Linked DNA regions of Homo sapiens: region 1 is linked to region 2. Evidence: chromatin loops called from intact Hi-C (ENCODE). Cell type or tissue: HCT116. All regions are shown on one strand. Links, peaks and the distances in the headings refer to the core of each region. The heading gives the core; the rest is flanking DNA. Region 1 overlaps GCSIR (GPR55 cis regulatory suppressor of immune response RNA). Region 2 overlaps NCL (nucleolin).

Evidence for each region. Peaks named below come from ENCODE experiments on the same cell type or tissue, not always from the same donor. Only the 100,000 strongest peaks of a DNase experiment are listed, where the experiment ranks them.
Region 1: a loop joins it to region 2, with 9 times the contacts of the local background. A loop is called at or near these places in 2 of 110 quality-filtered maps.

Annotation. Positions count from the first base shown.
Region 1 is chr2:230,900,600-230,903,504 of GRCh38, forward strand. The region is part of intron 3 of GCSIR (GPR55 cis regulatory suppressor of immune response RNA); the gene reads left to right. Among named protein-coding and RNA genes, the nearest start is that of GCSIR, 16 kb to the left of the region's middle. RefSeq lists silencers at 1,729-1,808, 1,879-1,938. In HCT116, for the core only: a CTCF peak has its summit at 1,721; a DNase peak (open chromatin) is centred at 1,742; H3K27me3 peaks cover 1,233 bases.
Region 2 is chr2:231,450,756-231,453,660 of GRCh38, forward strand. It overlaps NCL (nucleolin), which reads right to left. Exons shown (of 14, transcript NM_005381.3): 14 at 2,776-2,905. Among named protein-coding and RNA genes, the nearest start is that of SNORA75, 3.7 kb to the right of the region's middle. RefSeq lists enhancers at 1,243-1,537, 1,947-2,176. In HCT116, for the core only: a CTCF peak has its summit at 1,408 (motif pointing left); a DNase peak (open chromatin) is centred at 1,426; H3K27ac peaks cover 847 bases.

The DNA.
Region 1 (2,905 bases), core at 226-2,725, 550 kb before region 2:
GAAGCCAGTGGGTGGGCTTGTGACAGCCCCTACTGGGGAGCAGATGGGTCGCCCCTTGATGGCTCAGGATCTTTGAAGAGCCCTGAGAGGATTTTGGAGTGGGTACGGTGGGCCAGGACACAGAGACCCAGAGTGGGTGTTAGCATGGGGTGCCATGCAAAAATCACTTACAAGGGCATCAGAGAGCTGGTGCTGCTCATGCCCCCATGGGCCTCAGCTTCCACGTCTGCACAATAGTTCCCTTCAAGCCAAGGTCTTGTTACAGACCTGTTTCTAGCCCCAACTCCTCCAGCTTTATGGGGTCACCCCCCCTTTTTAAATCTCCAAGCAGAAGGGCTTGTGATTTTATCCCACATTCAGTGGGAACCCTAGCATCTCCCATCATAGTCGTAGAAACTGCCAAATTCTCCTCTGAGCCCTGAGTCCTACAGGAACTGTCCTCCACGTGTATCTGAGCCCACAGGGAGCACATTCCCCCTTTCTTTCTCCAATAAAGGACAGCTGACTCCAGGGAGAACTGGTGGGAGACTTCCCTGAAGGCCAGGGGTGACGGAGATGGATGGTAATGCACAGCAACCAGAAACACCCCCCAGCCCCATCCTGCCAAGGGAGTGCTCCTTCCCTTATGCCACCCCCTCACCTGGTTTGGTTGGTTTCAGATGCAGTGCAGCCTTGGGAAGTCGGTGCTGGACCCCACCTGTGCAGCCTGTTTGCCGCAATTTCAGAGTCACTGGAGATACAGTATTTATAAAAGCGTTTCTCTCTTGGTTTGAACTACAGCTTTGCTCCCAGTTTCAATGTATATAGTCCTTGGAGGAACAACCCTGGCCAAGAAGTTATACCAGAGGCAACTGACCCCTAAGAGCAGGTGATGAAGAGCAGGAGGAGAGAGATGGCTGCAAGCTGGAAGAAGGGTGGTAGTTTGCAGTGGTGGGGACAGGGGATACCACAGGAGGGGATTAGGAATTGGGAAAAGGACTCACAATCGTGTCAAAGGCAGAATCTGCTGGGAGTGGTTGGGCCTTGGAGATGCTTGATGGGGTGACAATTAGGTGACCCCAAGTACTTTCATGAGAACTTTTATAACATAAGGTTAGGGAGCCGGATGCAGTGGTTCACACCCGTAGTCCCAGCATTTTGGGAGGCTGAGGCGGGAGGATCACTCGAGCCCAGGAGTTTGAGCCCAGCCTGGCCAACAGGGTGAAACTCCATCTCTACTAAAAATACAAAATATTAGTCAGGCATGGTGGCAGGTGCCTGTAGTCCCAGCTACTCGGGAGGCTGAGGCAGGAGAATCACTTGAACCCGAGAGGCGGAGGTTGCCATGAGCTGAGATAGCACCACTGCTCTCCAACCTGGGCAACAGAGCAAGACTCTGTCTCAAAAACAAAACAAAAACAAAAACAAAACCATAAAGGTAGGTAAGGTCATCCTCTGATAGTGGAACTTACTACATAGATACATGCCAGGAGGCAGTAATAGTAATAAAATATCATATAAGACGATGATGATGGTGAAACTGGTATGACCTACTTCACCAACTTAGATTACAAAATGGTCAAATTTCTTTTATTGCTTAATTTATTTTTCCCTATGGGTCTTTTAGGCAGAAGACTTGCCCCCAAATTACTCAAAGACCCCAGGGACCTCCTTTGCTTCCACACCTGAGGGAGGAGAGCCAGGGTTCCATCAGCCCCTGCTGCTGTTTCTCCAAGCTGTCACAAGGTGACACTGTTGCAGCTTGGTGTCTCAAGGAGGGACGCTGCTGCCCCAGACGCTGGGATGCCCTTGGTGGTTGAGGTTCAGGCTTAAGACTCTTCTTAGTTATCATTTCACACTCGGCCATCCCTTCCCAAAGCATAGCTCCTGGGGCAGGGCGGCTGGGTTTGAAGGGGTGTCCAGTATCAGCCACGTTCCATGCTGGCCAGAACAGTGTTATCAGTTGAGATCCCCCTTAACACAAGGTGATTTATTTTGGGGGCCTCATTGCTTGCCCCTGCCACTGATTCTTGGATTGCCCTACAACTCCTAGACAGGTATCCCTGACTTTGCATCTCTGAGATTGGGGACTGGGATATGGGTGTCTTTGCTTTCAGAGGGCCCTGGGACTCTGCTTCCTATAGTGCGGCATACAAAGAGGGCCGGCCAGCTTCTCTAAGCCCCACAAACAAAGGTCCTGGGTCAGCCCAAACCCCAAGAGGAAGAGGATGGGACCCTGGGGGCTCACATTTGCATAACAAAGCGGGCACACAAATGATCCTTCACCAGAGGAAGAACACCTGTGCCCAGGTTCCTTATGTCTCTGCCTAACCCAAAAGTTCTCAACCTGGGGATCAGGAGTAGAATTCACGGGTGTCATGAACTTGCTGAGGGAAAACATTACATGCTATTTTCACTAATCACTAACTGAAGGTAGCATTTCCTTCCATTACGCACGTAGACATCACACCACAGTACGATAGATGGTGTGGTTCCTGGGACTTGTCACCAATAGACATCACAGATACTCTCATATCCCACTACAGTTGCTGCAGATAATTCAAAATAACTTCTCAGTTCATCATAAATTCAAAATTATGATAATCATTAAACCCATCACTAGATCTTGTTATCCAGTGCCTAAAGAAACATATATTGCTACGTTGGTGACTACATTTCCATATATCTGGTTTCCTCTCTAATTCCATGCATTTTTACTTGATGCATGTGAAACTGCCCTTCTGGGGAAGGTCCACAGGCTTCCTCCTGACTGCAGGAGGATCGATGGCACGAGATGAATTAAGACCCCATGGCCTGCTGGGCATTGTGGCTCACGCCTGTAATCCCAACATTTTGCGAGGCCAAGGCAGGTAGATTGCTTCAGCCCAGGAGTTCAAGACCAGCCCAGGCAACATGGCGAGACCCT
Region 2 (2,905 bases), core at 193-2,692:
CTGATCAGTGGGGACAGCCATTTGTTCCCATCTATGAATTGGATGGAACTGGGCTTTTAAATGGCTGCAATCCTTGAGGATTTGTTCTTTTCCTTCCTCTCCACTTCAACCCTTAGTGTGTCTAAGTTCTTTTTTTCTTTTTTTTTTTTTGGTAGAGACACGTGTCCGGCTATGTTGCTCAGACTGGTCTCTAACTCCTGAGCTCATGCTGTCTTCCCACCTCAGCCTCCCACAGTGCTAGGTCACTGCCTAAATTCCCTTTTTTTTTTTTTTTTTTTTTTTTTGAAATAGAGTCTCGCTCTGTCTGCCTCCCAGGCTAGAGTGCAGTGGCGCGATCTCAGCTCACTGCAAGCTCCGCCTCCTGGGTTCACGCCATTCTCCTGCCTTAGCCTCCCAAGCAGCTGGGACTACAGGCGCCCGCCACCACGCCCAGCTAATTTTTTGTATTTTTAGTAGAGATGGGGTTTCACCGTGTTAGCCAGGATGGTCTCCATCTCCTGACCTCGTGATTCGCCCGCCTCGGACTCCCAAAGTGCTGGGATTACAGGCGTGAGCCACTGCACCCGGCCCCCTTTTTTTTTTTTTTTTTTTTGAGACAGAGTCTTGCTCTGTTGCCCAGGCTGGAGTGCAGTGGCACAATCTCGGCTTACTTCAACCTCCTAGGTTCAAGTGATTCTCATGCCTCAGCCTCTGGAGTAGCTGAGATTATTGGCGCCTGCCACCACACCTGGCTAATTTTTGTATTTTTAGTAGAGACAGGGTTTTGCCATGTTGGTCAGGCTGGTCTCGAACTCCTGACTTCAGGTCATCCACCCACCTTGGCCTCCCAAAGTGCTGGGATTACAGGCGTGAGCCACCATGCCTGGCCCTACTGCCTAAATTCTTAGCGGTGGAGGAGTAGTTTCGGCAGGAAGGAGGGATAGTCTGTTAGATGCTGCAGGGAAGTAGGTGAACCTAGGGAAGGCTGACTCCTGGCTTTGGCACCTGGGGGAAGGGGGACAGAAGCCACACTTCGAGAAGGCTAGAGTATGCTCATCCTGAAAGTTTGGCAATGAAGGGAAGAGACAACTGTGTGAGGTGGCAGGTCAGGAGACAGTCTTTTGGGGTGAGAAAAGCTTTGGTATTTTTTTTAAGCCTGATGAGAGACAGTGAGACACACAAAGATAACGGGGTAACTCTCAGAGAAAGGGCACAGGACATGCTTCCAAATAATCTTAGCTGTAGGATCCAATTGGAAACCCCTTTTGCAGGGGTTGTGCAGCATCACTCAAGGTGGGAGACTCCCTGGGCCTATCCACTGGTCTGGAATCTGAGGCTGAGTTTGGAGTTAGAAGGCCTGCCATCAGCTCATCACCAGGCCTCCCTCCGGCAGAGGTTTCCACATCCTTGTGGACTTATGCTGCCACCTGCTGGAAACATGACAAATGTGGCGACAACCATTTGCAGAAGAAAACTATCACTTTTCTAAAATGGCTCCAAACACCTCCAAATCAGAAACTAGAGACAGGTACTAGGGAAGACTGGGAATTTGACTTCAGTCCCTAATCGCAAGCCTCAATGTCTCTTTCTGGCCCTGCAGGGTAACCCACCTTACATCTTTTTTTTTTTTTTTTTTTTTGAGACAGTGTTGTCGCCCAGGCTGGAGTGCGATGGCGCGATCTCGGCTCACTGCAGCCTCTGCCTCCTGGGTTCAAGCAATTCTCCTGCCTCAGCCTCTCAAGTAGCTGGGATTACAGGCGCCCACTTACCATGCCCAGCTAATTTTTGTATTTTTAGTAGAGATGGGGTTTCACCATGTTGGCCAGGCTGGTCTCAAACTCCAAACCTCAGGTGATCCACCCACCTTGGCCTCCCAAAGTGCTGGGCTTACAGGCCTGAGCCACCGCACCCGGCCTTCATCTTCATTCAACAGGAAATCAGCACATATGATTAGAACAAGCACTGAGAAATCACAGGACTGGACCGTCTCTGCTTTCCTTCTCTTAAGGAATGGTAAAGAAAAAGAATCAGGAGACAGGAACGTTAGTGTCCTGCCCTTGTCTTGCCTCACAGCAGGTTAGTAGAGGGGCTGAGGGAAAAGCCCAGCTGCTGAGCACACAGTTGCCCAGCAACTGCCCCATTATTAACAGCTACTTGATAGAAATGCAAGCCCCACCTTGGGAGCCATGGGCTCTTCCTGCAATTCAAGCCCTATCAAAATCGCACTCCCATAGGCTCTCCAAGTATGGAAAAAGCAGTGACTGTGCTGCACCAGAGCCACCAGCAATCCCAGCCCTTATTCGTAGATGGCCACACGGCATATAGACTATCGCTTACTTTAACCCACAGGCCTCCCAAAGAAACCAGCTGCAGCACATTCTCACCTGGATGAAGGCTGCAGGGAACCGAGGAGAGCCCTGGAGGCATCATTTCATAGATTCCAGAAGACCTAGACACCAAGTCACAAGGTTTTTCAAGCTGTTTGTCACCCAGGCTGGAGTGCAGTGTCGGGCTCAAGCAATCCTCCCACCTCAGCTTCCTGAGAACTGCAGGCTTATGCCATCACGGCCACCTAATTTTTCTTGTAGAGATGGGAGTCTCACTGTTGTCTAGGCTGGTCTCAAGCCATCTCCACACCCAGGCTTCCCAAGGTGTTGGGATTACAGGTATGACCCACGGTGCCCGGCCTCACGGGATCTTTCTTGAAAGCCACTGGAGATAAATTCATACTTATGTTCATACTATGTGTTTTGCTGCAATTTAAGAGCTAACAGACCTAATCCACAACACGCCTGATGGGCTTCAATTAACTGAGCTTTTAATTCCTTATCCAGAATACAGGCTGCAAGGCCTTCCTTTTTGTCCTTAGGCTTGCCTCATAGGAGACCCTCCCACTGCTTTTTCATCGTAGTTACAACCCTGGCTG